Regions from separate parts of the Homo sapiens genome. Here all the other regions are linked to region 1. Evidence: chromatin loops called from intact Hi-C (ENCODE). Cell type or tissue: psoas muscle. All regions are shown on one strand. Each heading gives the region's core, and the rest is flanking DNA. Links, peaks and the distances in the headings are about the cores only.

The links. Peaks named below come from ENCODE experiments on the same cell type or tissue, not always from the same donor. Only the 100,000 strongest peaks of a DNase experiment are listed, where the experiment ranks them.
Region 2: a loop joins it to region 1, with 2.6 times the contacts of the local background. A loop is called at or near these places in 40 of 110 quality-filtered maps.
Region 3: a loop joins it to region 1, with 4 times the contacts of the local background. A loop is called at or near these places in 74 of 110 quality-filtered maps.

What each region holds. Positions count from the first base shown.
Region 1 is chr10:109,881,896-109,887,733 of GRCh38, reverse strand. It overlaps XPNPEP1 (X-prolyl aminopeptidase 1), which reads left to right. Exons shown (of 21, transcript NM_020383.4): 8 at 1,393-1,488; 9 at 3,586-3,667; 10 at 5,092-5,302. Among named protein-coding and RNA genes, the nearest start is that of XPNPEP1, 39 kb to the left of the region's middle. In psoas muscle, for the core only: a CTCF peak has its summit at 3,399 (motif pointing left); DNase peaks (open chromatin) are centred at 3,032 and 3,313; H3K27ac peaks cover 520 bases.
Region 2 is chr10:110,112,890-110,118,727 of GRCh38, reverse strand. It overlaps ADD3 (adducin 3), which reads right to left. Exons shown (of 15, transcript NM_016824.5): 3 at 5,813-5,838; 4 at 2,318-2,469; 5 at 1,306-1,386; 6 at 1-141. Among named protein-coding and RNA genes, the nearest start is that of MXI1, 92 kb to the left of the region's middle. In psoas muscle, for the core only: no CTCF peak of the experiment used is centred there; no DNase peak of the experiment used is centred there.
Region 3 is chr10:110,135,114-110,140,951 of GRCh38, reverse strand. It overlaps ADD3 (adducin 3), which reads right to left. Exons shown (of 15, transcript NM_016824.5): 15 at 5,387-5,838. It also overlaps the pseudogene SNRPGP12. Among named protein-coding and RNA genes, the nearest start is that of MXI1, 70 kb to the left of the region's middle. In psoas muscle, for the core only: CTCF peaks have their summits at 2,559 (motif pointing left) and 3,708 (motif pointing left); no DNase peak of the experiment used is centred there; H3K27ac peaks cover 382 bases.

The DNA of each region.
Region 1 (5,838 bases), core at 2,164-4,663:
AATAGAGCATAGAGGTTTCTAGGTTCCATTTCCCTTCTTATGTCAGCATTTGTAGATTTACCTTCCTAGGCCTTTGTCCTCCATCTTGTACCTTCTGCTTTAGAGGCTTTGGGGTGTGGGTGTGTTTCCTTGGCCTGTGCGATAGTGATGGGTAAGCAGCATGTTCTCTGAACCATTGTGTGGATTTATGAAGCAGTGAGGGGGCAGAGAGAGAGGCCTGGAGGTGGGGCTGCAGGGGAGGGCGTCTTGCTGTAGAAACAGAGGTAGATGGGGGATGGCTGTGGAATGTAGGCAGATTGCCCAGAGGGGTCCTGGGAAGAAAGCGTGACAGCCTAGATTCTGGGCCAAGTTTTAAACAGCATTCCCGAACTGATCTTCAGTGCAGCCCTGGGTGTGGGGGCAGCCCCAGCCTGCTTTCTTGTGTGACATCCTCACCAGAGGGGTATTGCGGAATGGGGAGGATGGGTCCAGTGAGTGGCCCAGGGTCAGCTAAATATTTTCCATCAGCGTGGTTTGAAGTTTTTTTCACTAGAGCAGAAGCTCTGACTTGTTGCTTATAGGAGAGGGGAGAGCAAATGTTGCTGTTCAGTACACATTTGGGTGCCTACTATCTGCAGGATGCTGTGCGAGGTGCTGAGTGAATAAGACAGATGCCCACCCTGCTCACAGGTGGCTGTTCCCTGAGTTATGAATGCTGCCCTGGTAGGGTGGTTGTGGTGGCAATGGGGTGAGCTCCTCTAGCACCACGATTTCATCTTGCAGAGCAACAGAGAGGCCTTGGCAGTGTCTGAAAGGGCAAGTGTGATTTGGAAGTGGTAATCACAGTGAGTCAGACTACAGGGAATTCCTAGGTCTTAGCACTGAAAGGCAAGTCTTGCAGCCCCCAGGAACATCAAGTGGTGGGTGCTGTTCCCCTGACCCCTGAGACTGGGTGAGTTCCCTTTGCTGGGTAGTGTGTTGATATAGGTCCCTGTGTGTCCCCTGTTGCATCAGTATTTACAGTAGTGTGTTAATTGCTGGTTTAATTATCTGTCTTCCCTTCTATATTGTAAGCCCCATGAAGACAGGGACTGGGTCTGGCTCAGATCTGTAACCACAGTGACCAGCAGAGTGCCTGGCACGTATCTATGCCTGGCAGATCTAGATGTTACACAGGCATTTGTGGGATGCGTAAATGAATGAATTTTACTGGTGAGGCAATCAAGGCTCACGACAGTCAAGTGGCTTGGACACTTCTTGTATAGGGCTTGAATCCAGGCCTCCTGCCTGTTTAAGTAGCGTGCTCCTGTAAGAAATGGTGCTGATTAAAGATGTTTAGGGTAGGTTCTTTCACTGGGTTCCTACTGCTTTCTGGGACCAGGGCTGGAGTTAAAGCACATTTGTTTCTTGCAGGCATCTCCTGGAAGGACAAGGTTGCAGACCTTCGGTTGAAAATGGCTGAGAGGAACGTCATGTGGTTTGTGGTCACTGCCTTGGATGAGATTGCGTGTGAGTGCTCTGGTTTCGCTGTTTGGGCATGTTACCCGATCTCTCCTTTGGGTCTCTGGGTATCTGTGTGTTCATGCCATTCAACTTTCTGAGTGGCCAGGGAATAAGAAGAAGACTACGTCACCAAATGGGTATAGGAGATGCCAACTAGGATGAAGGAGAAAGAATTACAGGGAGCTGGGGAGGGGAGTGAGGCTTGTCCAGAGCAGTATTACAGCTGGGTGATGCCCACCTCTGGCCAGTCCCTCAGGACCATGGCACCTCTGAGGAAGGGCATTTCCTACAAATATTTTATGTCTGTCAGCCTCTGTAGGTGTAGAAGTGGGCTCATAGGAGAGGCCTTCTTTCTTTACACTTGTCCTGTGGTTTCCTAAGGTCTTTATAGTGAGAATGTTCTGGGAGCATTTCTACCTCAGAAAACTAGGAACTAAAAGTTCCTCCCCAAGCCCTTTGATGTAATAGTAGTTTCTCAGTCTTTGGACCTTAACCCACCTTCATGCAGTTGTTCAGCACCTTCTTTCATCTAAAACCTGACGGAATCTGGTTGAACCTTCCTGTCCTGTCTTCTGGTTTCTGAGTGGATTTGACCCAGGGCAACTGAGAAGAGGCACTGCTTTATCTTTTTGCCTTCTCACTAGAGAATGAGACCCTACTGCAGTGTCCTCTCTCTTCAGTCCCTGCATCTTCCATCCACAAAACATTGTCAAGTGTGTCAGTGACTTACATCCCTAATTAACTTAATGATCTCAACGTCAGAGAAAAACACCTGTAAAACTTTTCTCTCTCCCTGATTGTAACAAAAACACAATCCCATGATAGAAAACTTGGAAAATGCAGAGGAAGTAAAAAGAAGAAAAAAAAAATCACGTATAAATTCTGTTACTTAGAGATAATCAGTGTCAATATTCTATGCATATATCATTTTATAGCCTGATTTTTTCACTGTATCAGTACACTATAAGCATATACAAGCATAATTTTAAGTGAGTATTAAATACTCCATCATGTGGTTATACCATAATTTATTTAACTGTTTCCCTAAGGATGACCTTTGGGTTATTTGCAGTAATCCTGTAATTTATTATGATGCTACCATCAAAATCTTGGTTCATGAATCCATGTCTTAGTGTTTGATAATTTTCTTCCTATTTCTGGTTGGCTTTTAGGGCTTTTGACTCATCTTGCCCTTTGTCTGCCAGAAAGTTTGCACCTTTGTATTTGAATTTGTCTGTCTTGCCACACCTGAACACCAGGTACTGTCATTTTTAAAGAAGTGCTAGTATGATAGGTAAAAAATGGTGCCTCATCACTTTAAGAAGCCATTATTTTAAAATAGAGGTTATACTTTTAATGCCCAGGCGTTTTTTTGCTCTGATCCTCATGAGAACAAGTGACGGAAGCTGGAAGTCCTGGGACCAGAACTGTGCTCTCTCCTGGTCTGTCTAGTTCTCAGACGTTCAGCAACATCACTGTTACTGGCTGTCCGCAGGTCCCCCACCCAGTCGTGGTGCCAGAGCAGACCCATGGGTGGGCTGCAGGCTCTGATTTCATTGGTGAGCTGCAGCCTTGCTGACTCACTGCTTTTCTTTCCACCTCTGACAGGAAGCTCCGTCTCCATGGGGCTCACTGACCCTTACAGAGGAGGCTTGCCTGGCTTCCCTTGTGGGAGGGTCTCAGTTTTTCTACCCTAGGTCATCTGCCTCAGAAGGGAGAGAGTGCTCGTCTCCTTCCTTTTTATTTGGGAGCGCCAGAGGTTTGTCGGCTTCAAGGCCAGGCCTGGCAGGTCACCACTAGGCGGATCATTTCAACTCCTTGTGGGGGCAGTTCTCAGGATTTCAACTAATAGCTTTTATTCCCTTCTCCGGGCAGTGATGTGGAAGCCTGAGAAACAGCTCTGGTGCCATCACGTGGTGGACATGAGCAATTGCAGCTCAGAGGTGGAACCAGACGGGAGTCAGGCTTCCAGCCTTTCTGTGCGATTCCACTGAATCCTTGCGCAGCAGCTGGACTCCAAGCTGAAGCTCTTCCCTCCCGCTACAAGCGACCCCTTAACATCTTAAGTCAGACAGGTGACAGGGATTTTGATTTCTTTTCTAGGGCTATTTAATCTCCGAGGATCAGATGTGGAGCACAATCCAGTATTTTTCTCCTACGCAATCATAGGACTAGAGACGATCATGTGAGTGTTTGCCCTGCATCTGGAACTCCCTTCCAGAGCTCCTCAGAGCCCTAGTGTGCCCTTTCTGGTCCTGGCCCACCCATCACTGCCTGATATTTCACTGATGTGCTTCTTTTTTCTTGCCCTTTTAACATTTTCCCTTCTTGTTTTCCTTAGCAGTAGGTGTTTATTTATATCCTGCCTCTCTTTGAGCCCCCAAAATGGTTTGAAACGCATGAAAGTGTCTATAGTTCGGGCCACCCATTTGATGTCAAGTTTTCTAGCAGCCAGTGTTAAGGGGTATATATGCTCAATTATACAATTCTGGGTCCACAATGCAAATAAACCCAGTCATTTTGAAGGTCAAAAATAATATGGGAAAACCCCTCCAACTACGCTTTGTTGAATTGTCAGTTTATTTTTTCAAAGCATTTCGTGTGGCCTTCTTTTCATTACTGTTCTATTTCAATAGCTTTTTGCATTAAGACAACACATTTATTAAGTGCTGGTGATGTGCTAAGGGTCTCTGTTAGGTGCTAGGGTGACTGAAACAGGACGGGGTCCTTGGCTGGAGTTGGGGAGATGAGCATGTCCTCTTTCTAAAGTATTTGGGCACATAAGTGGGCACCAGTCTGCTTGTGGGACAGATACAGGTGTTACGAGAGGGGCCTGACCTAGACTTGGAGATCAGAGCAGACTCTTGGGGAAAGTAATATTTTGAAGCAGAGAGTAAGGATAAATGTGGGTGAGTTAGGTGAATGGCAGGGTGAGGAGGGGCGGGGAACCATGATCCAAGCAGAGGGAACAGCATTTTCAGAGACTCTGGACAGTAGAGAGCACAGTGCATGTGGAGGACCTGAAGTGGTTCAGTGAGGTCAGAACATAGTGAGGCCAGAATGTGAGCAGGGGCCACAGAAAAGAGAGGCCTTGTGGGCCACATTCAGGAGCTTGGGTTCTTTTTCTGAACAAGAATAGTGGGAAGCTATTGAACGAATTTTTCAGAGGGAACCACATGTTAGATGTACAAGTTGTAAAGAATATTATGACTGAAACATCGGTAGATGGGGAAAGACTTAGAGGCTGTGGCACTAACCCAAGTGAGAGATGGTGGGACCTGAACCTGAGTGGTGACTGGGCGAGGCTGTAGATGAGCTGGACAGATTAGATGGAGATTTAGGCTGTGGGTCCCAAGGTCTTAATGAAGGACGGGAAGAGGGTCATCAGTGAAGGAGGACACTGCCCAGATTTCTGGCTTGGCAGATTGGGTGGATGGGGGCAGGGAATGCACCTTGGAGGGCAGGATTTGGGAAAGGAGTGGGGAGGAGAGAAAAGGGGCTTGGTTTTGGTTGCCAGGAAACAGAGCCTGATGTGTATGTGTGTCTGTGTTGCCACCTCTCACTCATGTTCCCTCCTTTTTCTGCCACCCACCTCTCCTCCATCTGCAGGCTCTTCATTGATGGTGACCGCATAGACGCCCCCAGTGTGAAGGAGCACCTGCTTCTTGACTTGGGTCTGGAAGCCGAATACAGGATCCAGGTGCATCCCTACAAGTCCATCCTGAGCGAGCTCAAGGCCCTGTGTGCTGACCTCTCCCCAAGGGAGAAGGTGTGGGTCAGTGACAAGGCCAGCTATGCTGTGAGCGAGACCATCCCCAAGGTTGGTGACCCCACTTTGGCCCATCTAAACTCTGCCACCCCCTTCCCAGTTCTGGTATTGTCTTTGGAGCACAGGCAGATTTCTGAGGCTGCCTGTTGGATCAGAACTGTGGTCTCCATGGATGAGGCCTTAAAGCTGGAGCCATAGCAAGAGCCTGAGGGCCCTTATTGCTTGTTGAGTCTTGTGTTTTCCAGAGTGTGGCATGAGAGATTATTTTAGGTGGTACACATTATTATTTAGGTTTGCTTAAATATATCTGTTTTAACAGCATTTAGCATATAATAGAAAAAACATAACTAGCATGAGTTCATGATATAATTATTTAAAATAAAGTTGAATTTAATAAAGCTGATTTAAAGATGGTCTAAAGTAAAGTACTAAGTGAATAAGGGTACAGCAGTTAAGAAGCTAGGGTAAAAGCTGTGCAGGTGGTATAAGAATGCTTGAAGCTTGGGAAATGCTTCTCTACCCCCTCCTTCTGCCGCACCACATTTTATAGCTAAGGACACTTGAGGCTCAGAGAGGATTGGGGAGTT
Region 2 (5,838 bases), core at 2,184-4,683, 230 kb before region 1:
TGCAAGGGTATGGATGTGTATCACACACTTAACATCAGGACGTGTTGAATAGATTGCAGCATGGGGACTGAATCCTGTATGGTCAATTTTCAAATTGGTACTTCCCTGGTCAACCACTTCTCCTATTATATTGACTTTCACCTGGAAAAAATCAGAAGGACATATTTAACTGGTATATACGTATCAAAGTTTGTGTTTCACAAGCTAAACCAGGGGGTAGCAAACCTTTTTGTAAAAGGTCAGATAGCAAATATTTTGGACTTTGTGGGCCTCTGCTGCAATTACTCAAATCTGCAGCTGCAGTACAAAAGCAGCCATAAACAATCTGTAAGTTAACAGGTATAGCTTTGTTCCCATAAAACTTTATTTATAAAACAGGTGCAACAAAACTTGGTACTTGGCAAGAAGTACAGTTTCCAAGAAAAGGAGAAACTTAAGCTCTTCATCGGAGGTCTGAACAAGTCTGGCATGTATAGAATTGGCTAGAAAACTTCTATTTGCTAACATTGCAGCAAGCACCCAGAACCAAGGTAGCTCCTGTCACTCTGTAAGCTGATGACAGTGGCTAGGAGTAGTCATGGAAAAGATAAAATACTAAGGTCAGATCCTATACTCATACCAGCTGAACTTTGTTTAAATCTAGCTATGAACATTGTGTGTGTGTGTGTGTGTGTGTGTGTGTGTGTGTGTGTGTGTGTGTGTGTGTGTATTGAAGACAGAGTCTCGCCCTGTAGCCCAGGCTGGAGTGCAATGGTGCGATCTTGGCTCACTGCAACCTCTACCTTATGGATTCAAGCGATTCTCCTGCCTCAGCCTCCCGAGTAGCCGGGATTACAGGTGTGTGCCACCACGCCCAGCTAATTTTTTGTTATCTTTAGTAGAGATGGGGTTTCACCATGTTGGTCAGGCTGGTCTTGAACTCCTGACCTCGTGATCCACTTGCCTCAGCCTCCCAAAGTGCTTGGATTACAGGCGTGAGCCACTGCACCTGGCCGTGTGTGTTTTTTTTACACAATTTTTTTACACAAATTTCTGAGTGTATAGGGTGGTAAAAAAAAAAAAATCACGATTCCCTTCAAAACATAGACAAGTTAACTGATAAGACCAACTCATTTATTAGTCTCTTCAATTACGCTATTCTCTAAAGCTTTTCCCTAAAACAACATAGTTCAAATTCCCTTCACTGTTCACTAGTAAATGTTTTTCCATCCATACCTTCTTATTCTGTCCTGTGCTAAAAGCTAAGAACTGTCAGAAAAGCCAAAGAAAGCTCAGAAAAAGCAACACAGGAATGGAAAATTATACCAAATTGGAGGCTGTAGCTTCAGAAAAAGATAGGCCTCTGGGAATTATTATAATGTGGTCTTGCTCCTTACTTATTCTTACCTGGAAAAAAAAACAACAGGGAATTACTATGAAGTGGTTCATATTTTGCAGTGGAAACATGACTACAAATATATTTACAATGAATAATTGTAAGAGATCAGGAAAAAAAAAACCAACAAAGCAAAAATTAAAGGTCTACAACATGAAACTTTCCTAAAGTTTCCCTCAAGTACTTGCTAAAAAATTCTGACTTTAGTTTCTTATTTACTGGACTTACCTAAAAGTGTTATTTTGGGGCTCTAAGGTTATTTAGGGTCAGCTATGTTCATGAAAAATAAATGCTAATATTATTCAAGCCAATGTGGTAATAATTATAACCTTAATTTATAACTTGGAAGTTAAGGCAAAATGGGCAAAGGAAAGAGAACAAAATCTCTTCCTAGGAAGGAATTAAAATAAAGATGGAAGGTGGAAAGGAAGAAAGATTCTTGATGGACTGCATCTGTACCATTTCCATTGTACAATATTTTAATCCTCTTTTGTTTCCAAATAGCATCTTTTTCCAAGTGTGGCAAAATAAAAATATGATGGTGAATGGAAAGAATATATTTTAAAAATAAAGACCAGGGAGGAAACTTCCCTGACCTCCTCTATCTTCCTTGCCTCAAATGCTTTTTAAAGCCACTGATGCTCAGACATAATTATCATGGAGAGGGACAATTTTGCCAGAAGGATTTCTTCCTGGATAGATTCTACAGTTGGTCTGAACCAAAGGAACTTGGAACAACATAGATAGTAAGGGGAGAAGAAAGGTGGGGGAATTGGAGCCTCTCCCTTGGGTATAAGGTTTAAATCAGTATTTGGTTGTGATCTAGCATACTAGGTTTAGAGAATAAGTCTGAAAACTGGACTTCCAGGTAAAGGTAAGAAGAGTATAGTTGCCTTCTAGCTGGAATTTTTTAAAAAAGGAATTGAAAGCTGAAGAACTCACTGAGATATAGGTATTTGCCAGGTGTGCCCATCCAAACAAGTCTACAAGTCTGTACAGGCTGGCAAGTTTACAGCGAGTAAGTTTTTCTCCCTTCACATATGAGGATGTATCTGCACCAGGAAGGTCATTGATAGGTGTGACCATGCCAAGACCTAAAAGAGCAAAAAATGTGGAGAGAGATACGAGTCATGCAATCCCTTACCTGGAAATTAGTTGCCAGGAAGTAGCCTGCGTCTGGGAGTATCCCAGCCTTGTATATAATAATCTGAAATTTATCAGCCCATATAATATTTTATTAGCTTATTCTCCTTCAGAGAGGTAAACTGAGAGTAAAAATAAGTATCAGCTATCTTTGATTGCTTAGTAAAAGTTGCTTCATGTAGTGCTTGCTAAGGAGTGACTATATCAAAGGCTCACACCACTGGGGAAAAATGGTTACACATATCTCCGAGGGTAAAAGTGTTAAATACTGAGGTTACTGCTAGTTTTATGATGAAAAGACCTCAACAGAAAGCTACTTTTCTATTATCTCTCTTGACTTTTATTCAAACACAAAAAACATTTGAGATGGAAAATAATGCATGCAAATAGTAGTATGATTTCTGTCCTATTGAAGGTCTTGAAGGTCTCTAATGATCTAATTGCCAAGTTCAGCTGTTACCAAGTTCAACTTTTGCTCAGTCTTCATTCTCCTTGACCTCTTTACAGCTTTACACTATTTACACTGCCTCATTCCTAGAACTCTTCTCGAGGCCCATGTGATACTATCCTAGATCTCTTATTCCTTGTCTACATGCTTTTCTCCTTTAACAAGTTCATCTGTTCCCTTTGCCCAGCTTTGGCTCTTCCCCAAAGCTCAGTCCTCCACTATGTTCTTTCTCATTTTACTTTTCCCTACAAAAACATTATAGACTCTTGAGCCTCCCTATTGTTATTTTTGTGTAGACGACTCACTCCCTGGTCTTTAGTTCTGATCAGGTCCTCCTCCCCATTTTCCAGCCTGCTTGTTTTGTTTTTTTTTGAGACGGAGTTTCACTCTTGTTGCCCAGGTTTGAGTGCAATGGTACGATCTCGGCTCACTGCAACATCCACCTCCCAGGTTCAAAGCGATTCTCCCGCCTCAGCCTCCTGAGAAGCTGGGATTACAGGCATGTGCCACCAGGCCCAGCTAATTTTGTATTTTAGTAGAGACAGGTTTTTTCCTTGTTGGTCAGGGTGGTCTTGAACTCCTGACCTCAGATGATCCACCTGCCTTGGCCTCCCAGAGTGCTGGGATTATAGGCCTGAGCCACTGCAACTGGCCCCACCCTTTTTTTTTTTTTTTTTTTTTAGAGGCAGGGGTATCACTCTGTCACCCAGGCTGCAATGCAGTGGTGTGATCATGGCTCACTGCAGCCTCGAACTCCTAGGCTCAGGCAATCCTTCCACCTCAGCCTCCTGAGTAGCTAGGACTACAGGGCATGCTGCCACACCTGGCTAATTTTTTAATTTGTTTAGTGGAGATGGGGTCTTACTATGTTGCCCAGGCTGGTCTTGAACTCCTGGCCTCCAGTGATCCTCCTGCCTTGGCCTCCCAAAGTGCTAGGATTACAGACATGAGCCACTGTGCCCAGCCTAGCCTGCTATTTCCAAGTGCCTACAACGCAATAACATGAAAATTAAAAGGGTCTAAAGGTGATTTTATCTTCTCTCTCCTGGTTTTTCTTACCTTCTCTCTTCTCCTTACTTTGCTTCTAATATTGATATTACCATTCCTATAGGCTCAAACTCTGGGTTTCAGTAACCTCTACCTCCTTAACCTCTCCTGGGTAACCATATATAATTTGTCACCACATTTCATGACTGTTTTCTTCATAAGGTCCCTCGTTGTCCACTCTTGAGTTCAGCCCTTAACTCATGCATGGATCCCTGCAATAAGCCTCATTCTTGTACTCGACTGTAGCCCCTTTCTTTGTAAATTCATTATGCATAAAGCCATTGAGTTTTCTAAAGCACTGCTTTTTACCTGAGAATATGAGCAAGAACTTTTAAAGAGAATATTTCAATGGAAAACCTTTTAATTTTGAGATGTTTTGAAGTAATCTGAATAGTTTTAATACATAAGCCACAAAAAATAGCATAATTTCTGACAAAATTTTAGAGTCAGCCATTAACCTGTCTTCTATTCTCCCCGTAACCTTCCAACTTTAACTTCCGCTTTTCACTTCACTGCGTAAGTATTTCAGGCAACTGGTTGCTATTTCCTGATCTCCAAACAGTGGCACATGGCTTTCCTCCTGCCATGCCTTTGTACATTCCAGCCAGCAGGCCCAGGTCTCCTGTAGCTCCTTGTTCCCGCCATGGAATCCAGGACACTTCCAGGGCAGCTTCTTTTACTATTTCTGTTTTCCCTGACTAGTCTTCCTCTTTGAGCTTTTGAGGTTTTCTCTTTGGAATCTTTTGTCAGCCCATACTCCTGTATGATTATTTAATCAATGTCCACAGCTTTGAGTACTACTTCTCTATGTCCATCTGCCAAGTGTTTCTCCTAAGCTCTCTGACTGCACTTCCAATTGCTGCAATGTCTTGGCAATGCAAATGGAGCATGCCCAAAGTTGAACTTCCTCCATTTCCCAAGCCAAACCAGATCCCCAACTATTCTATTTTTGTTAATAATACTATGAAATCTCCCAGTTCATTCTTCACACAGAAAATATAGTGGTCTTTTAAAATCATCTTTCTGCTTAAAATGGCTTCCCATCAAAGTTAGGAATAAAACCCAAACTTCCAAATCCAACTGTGATATGATTTATATCCAGCCACATTAAAATCAGATTTATTATTTTAGAAAATAGAGACAGGGTGGGCCTGGTGCAGTGGCTCAGGCCTGTAATCCCAGCACTTTGGGAGGCCAAGGTGGGTAGATCGTGAGGTCAGGAGTTCAAGACCAGCCTAACCAACATGGTGAAACCCCGTCTCTACTAAAAATACAAAAAATTAGCCAGGCGTGGTGGCGCGCACCTGTAATACCAGCTACTCAGGAGGCTGAGGCAGGAGAATCGCTTGAACCTGCGAGGTGGAGGTTGCAGTGAGCCGAGATCGGGCCACTGTACTCCAGCCTCGGCGACAGAGCAAGACTCCTGTCTCAAAAGAAAAAACAAACAACAACAAAAAAACAAAAATAGAGACAAGGTTTTCACTTTGTTTGCTAGGCTGGTCTCGAACTCCTGGGCTCAAGCATTTCTCCCACCTCAGCCTCCCATGTGGCTGGGACTACTGACACATGCCACAAGTCCCAGCCCAGAATCATGTCTTATATCATCTTATAATCTGTACAAAGTGTAGTAAATGCCTGGTTGATATGAAAAGGTAGGAGGGTCTAACACTATGTTACTCTAAGTATTAGATGTTATAAACTTAAGGACTGAACCCGAGCAGAATATGCTGCTAGAGATGTATAGTGGTCCAAAGTGGAAGTAAAATTATAATGTTTAAAACTCTCCAAAACTGACATACTGAGAGGAGGTGAAGAAAAACCCGAG
Region 3 (5,838 bases), core at 2,184-4,683, 250 kb before region 1:
GGTTCAAGCGATTCTCCTGCCTCAGCCTCCCGAGTAGCTGGGACTACAGGCGTGCACCACCATGCCCAGCTAATTTTTGTATCTTTAGTAGAGAGGGGGTTTCACCATGCTGGCCAGGATGGTCTCAATTCCCTGACTTCGTGATCCGCCCGCCTCGGCCTCCCAATGTGCTGGGATTACTTGGGCCCGGCTGAGTCTGCCTCTTAAGGCCTGCATTTTGCTGGGTGCAGTGGCTCATGCCTGTAATTCCAGCACTTTGGGAGGCCAAAGCAGGTGGATCAACTGCCAGGAGTTCCAGACCAGCCTGGCCAATACGGTGAAAACTTGTCTCTACTAAAAATACAAAAAATTAACTGGGCGTGGTGGTGGGCAACTGTAATCCCAGCTACTTGGGAGACAGGCGGGAGAATTGCTTGAACCTGGGAAGCGGAGGTTGCAGTGAGCCGAGATCATGCCACTGCACTCCAGCCTGGGCGCGACAGAGTGAGACTGTCTCAAAGAAAAAAATAATAATAAAGCCTGCATTTTATAACTGTACTACTTCCTAATTTCCATCCCTATCTGCTAGGATATGTTATATTGCTTTGGGAAATCCAAGTTTTTCTCAAAAATTTCAAGTCTAAATATCAATCTGAAGGGACACTGTTTGGTCTAAGAAGTCCAATTAACACTCTGCAATGGTCTTTCTATAGGGCTGACATATTTACCAGCTTTTTGAGTGCGAGTCTAATATAGACAATGAGGAAAATCTTGCCTATAAGTCCTTTCATCTGGTGCTGCAAGTTTGTACTACATATTGATTCTGCCATTTCATAAACACTTTTTAAAAAATCCTAGAGTTTCTTAGAAATCTAATATTCTTCAATACACGTTCAAATTAGATGAATAAAACCAATGCTATTAAAGCATGTTGTTCAGCAAGGAACGAGTATTTTGCCTCGTGACAGCAGTCATATAGCACTGGAGAGGTTTTCTTACCATCAGAAGCAAGGTCAGGACCGACTCTGGAGAATGACAAAACCGTTTGTGTAAAAATAAAATCTAGAAACAAAAAGGCAACTTAGTAACTTTCACGGGACGGGCATGGTGGCTCACGCCTGTAATCCCAGCACTTTGGGAGACTGAAGCGGGTGGATCACCTGAGGTCAGGAGTTCAAGACCAGCCTGGACAACATGGTGAAACTCTATTTCTACTAAAAATACAAAAATTAGCCAGGTGTGGTGGTGGGCACCTGTAATCCCAGCTACTTGGGAGGCTGAGGCAGGAGAATCGCTTGAACCCAGGAGGCGGAGGTTGTAGTGAGCCAAGATCGCACCACTGCATTCCAGCTTGGGCACAGAGTGAGACTCCATCTCAAAACAACAAGAACAACAAAAACCCCCTTCACCACAGCTTCAGTATAAAGACTTACCCAACCAGAAATTATATAGGCCTTAAAAATAATTGTGGGCCAGGCCTACTTCGGGAGCGTGAAGGAGGGTGAAAATTGTGTCATGGCAGCTCTGAGTCCATGGAGTCAACACCATGAGCAAGGATCTCTTTCCTGAGTTGGAAAAATGAATAGACAAGAATTATTGCTGGATTTAACTGGTGACAGACATGTCTAAGGAATATTGCAGGGATTTGATCCCTTTATGAATCTTTTGATTGATGGATGTGTGGAGATTGCAACTAGTGGGTAACAGAATGATATTCCTCATGGTGATATGAGGAAATTGTATCATGTTAGAAGCCTTGGGATGAGTATAAATCAAGGCTGTTTTGCAGAGAAATCCATGACCTCTCCCCGAAGGGCCTATTTTACTATGACGTAAAAATTGGATCATGTATATTTTCATACTAAACTTTTTGTTAAATAAAAAGGAATTGTGGACTGGATATATATCCATCTATTTTTCTGCTAGATAAAAAAAGCTTTTTTTTTTTTTTTTTTTGGTACAGAATATCAAAATGTGCCCGTTTGTCACTTGAAGTGTAAATGGCATTTAAAATATTAGAGGTTCCAACAGTAAAGAAATCAGCAACTTGAGACAATACTGTAAAGACTCATGGAGCATCTAAAAACTTGAAACTTTAGGAAACAACTATGGATAAATAATAATTAGGCTTGGTCTTGCAATGTGTTTCTCTAAACTGTTCCCGTAATAAAGTTCTAAACATCACAATTTGCAGTAAACTTTAGAAAATGTATCTATTATCTATTTTATCCATTCGTAGGTTATGCCCTGATGGGTTTCCAAGGAAAACTGTGGTATGACAAGCATGAAATGAAGACTTGAAGACCTTTTCTTGAATCCGGGCTTAGCGCCCCCATGAAGTGTATGACATTAGGTAAGCACCAGCTCTCAGAAGGATAATTCTTACAAAGTCAGAACAAGATAACCAGGCTATAAGGAACAAATAAAATAATCTGGTATCTATAAACTTTCCTCAACCTTAGACTGCACCTAGCAATGCATAATCAAAATAGAGTTCTAAATCAAGCCCAAAAATACTTCGAAGGAGTTCCCTCAATGAACTAAAACTAAATTTAGATCCACTATTGCCCCCTAATGGTCAGCTCTTAGAAATGAAACCCCTTTGAAAGTAAGAGTATGCAAATTCAGGGTTTTTTTCTATCAAGTTTCCCCAAAAGGCTTCTACATTGTTTTTCTCCAAGACAGACCATCTTCAATTACACTCATTTAAATAAAATTGTAGATACAGTGTATTTCTGATCTTTAAAATGACTTCTGTAACTAGATTAAGCTACCTTTTCTGGTTTTAAAAACATTTTCCTTAGAATGTTTCTTCTGTTTCCAATAATGGAAATCAAGAAGAAAAGAAAAAGAAAAAGGGCTTCTTCTCAAGTCTCTGCTGCATCTTAAGCAAAAGTATGATAACTTGTCTTCCAGGTGTCATGGTGTAAGATTTAGGAGCTGGTTCTTTATCCTAAAGGTTGCTATCACCACAGGTCATTCCTGCTTCTCAGGTATCCACCAATTTCTTCATTCTTGAGGTGATTTGTTAGGGAAAAAAGTCTTCCAAATCAAAAGTCAATGTTTGATCCCAAATCTACTTATATCAAAATACAAGTTCACCGTGGCTTGACTTACAGTCCAAACTAAGATAACTGCCTCTTCCTAAAAACCATGGAAATGTACTGCAGCCACACAGGGTCTGGCACACAGATGGCATGAGTAATTATAGAAGTCTGAATCTCTATGGGTGGAATCCTACCACCTACTTTTCATCTTCTACAAGCCTTAGTTTCATTATCTACAAAATGGGAATAATATCATCTACTTTGTTGGGATACTGGGAAGGCCAAATGAAGTCATATATGAAAAGCATTTAGCCTAACGTTTGGTACACAGAAGGCATCAACAAAAAATATTATCGGTTAGCTCCTTAGTAAAAAAGAAAAAAAAAAGTCAATTATTGAAGAAGGCATTGTCTTGTCACTCACAGGTATGAAAACTCTGAGGTGTCATATCCTATCACAGCCTCTGAGAGCACACCACAACTTTCTATGTGTTCTCCACTGTGGGTGATATCTGTAATGAGACCTGCTAAGGAAACAAAGTCGAGAACGATCTACTGAGGAGAATAAACAACAAAGGAAATGCCTTCTCTTTCAAGTTCTGGGTATTTCACAACAAACATGGTGCCTACAGACTAAATAGGGAAGTTCAGTGCAAGGAATGGAAACATTGGATTGTTAGATCTATTACTCCCTCTAGTGGCCACAAACAAGACTGTTTTTATCAAAATCCCAGTTTGGCCAAGATTGCAACTTGGATATGTGTATGTATCAACCTTGAGTTTGAAAAGAAATAACCAGTCTGTATTTTCTGCCTATGTGGGGGGGAAAAAGGGGCCTGATGTTAAGAGAAGCCAGTGCTGTCACAAATTTTATCAGTTTGGTTTTTATTCCCTGAATGAAAATACTAATCAATGAAGAAAAGGCACATGCGAACTTTTCTACTATATTGACTCTCAAGTGAGAACTGAAGATAATCGCCTTTGTTGCTTTATGAAAGGGAATTTTGAAATGAGCATCTTTCTAAAATAGCAATTTTTTACCACAGGGTGATTTACAAGCCAAGGTAATAATTAAATATGCCCAAGACTATGACTATTTTTCTCTGACCAAACCCTTCATTTTTATAATGGGTAATTATAGTAAAAACTTCAATTAACCAGAGCCCTCAATTAACATGTTATCCTCCTCTTGTACTGTATTTTTAGGGCAAAGTAGAAAAATAATCACAAGAAGTTATTCATATGACAGATTTAGTTTGAAAATCTAGATGTGTTATCTAAGTAGGAAAAAAAACCCTGAAAAATTACATTCACACCATAATATATAAAAAACACCTACATATAAATGATATATATATAAATATATATAACTAGATAATAGCTGGAAGGGAATATAATTTTTTTAAATGTGAATATGGACCAGACATGGTGGCTCACGTCTATAATCCTTATGATTTGAAAGGCTGAGGCAAGAGCATCACTTGAATCCAGGATAACACGGTGAGATCCTGTCTCAACAAAAAACAAAGAAACAAAATAGCTGGGTGTGGTGGTGCATGCCTGTAGTCCAAGCTACTTGGGAGGCTAAGGAAGGAAGATCACTTGAGCCCAGGAGTTTGAGGCTGCATTGAGCTATGATCACACCACTGCACTCCAGCCTGGGCGACCATGTCAAAAAGGAAAAAAGGCTGGGCACAGTGGCTTACACCTGTAATCCCAGCACTTTGGGAGGCCGAGGTGGGTGGACTGTTTGAAGTCAGGAGTTCAGGACCAGCCTGACCAACATGGCAAAACTCTGTCTCTACTAAAAATACAAAAATTAGTTGGGCATGGTGCCGCATGCCTGTAATCCCAGTTACTCAACAGGCTGACGCATGAGAATCACTTGAACGTGGGAGGCGGAGGTTGCAGTGAACCAAGTTTGTGCCACTGCACTCCAGACTGGGCAAGAGTGAGACTCCGTTTCAAAAAAAAAAAAAAAAAAGTGAATGTGATAAAATTGTGAACTACTTTCTACTCTTTCTGCTGTTTTTCTATTACATTGTTATTTGTACAACAAATACATTAAAAATCAGAGAGGTACATATCCTGCAACATCTATTCTACATTGATAGAGGCTGCCATACCCATTATCAAGAGACAAAACAGGTCTCTCAGGGAATATCTCCTCTAACATAAGCTGAAAAAAGACAGGTTTTGTATATATATATAATTTTCAACTAATTTGAAAATATATTTATCAGGACATTCTTTATTCAGAAGCATCAATAACTTACCAAGTTTCACTGAAGTATAAAACTCAACAGACCATGAATAGGCTAAGTAACCACCTGTGAATGGAAACCTCATGATACAAGTCCGTATATTTAAAATACTGTTTATTTGTGATTTAACATTAATTAGCATTACATCTAAGAGCAATATCAGATAACATTTATACATTTTTCCACAGGACACAGAGGTTCATTGGCTCATTCTTTATGCCAAAGCAAGTAAATAGAGGCATTAGCAAAAGGTGCAATAGTTCACTGTTATGTTTAAAAAATATTTATGCACATTGCATTCATTTAGATATATATATTTTTAAAAAGTTATGGAAAAGCATAGTTCACAGGTTACTATTTCTACATACATTGTAATACAACATAAATGATGTAGAACATTAAAAAAATCTTCCAATAGAGAGTTAAGCAACTGAAAGTTTCCACCAAGAGATTAAAACACTGATTCCAGTAGTTAGTGAGATCTAGAATGACATTTCCAGGCTCTGGCTCAACTCTGCATTATCATATGCACACAAACAGAGCCAGCTC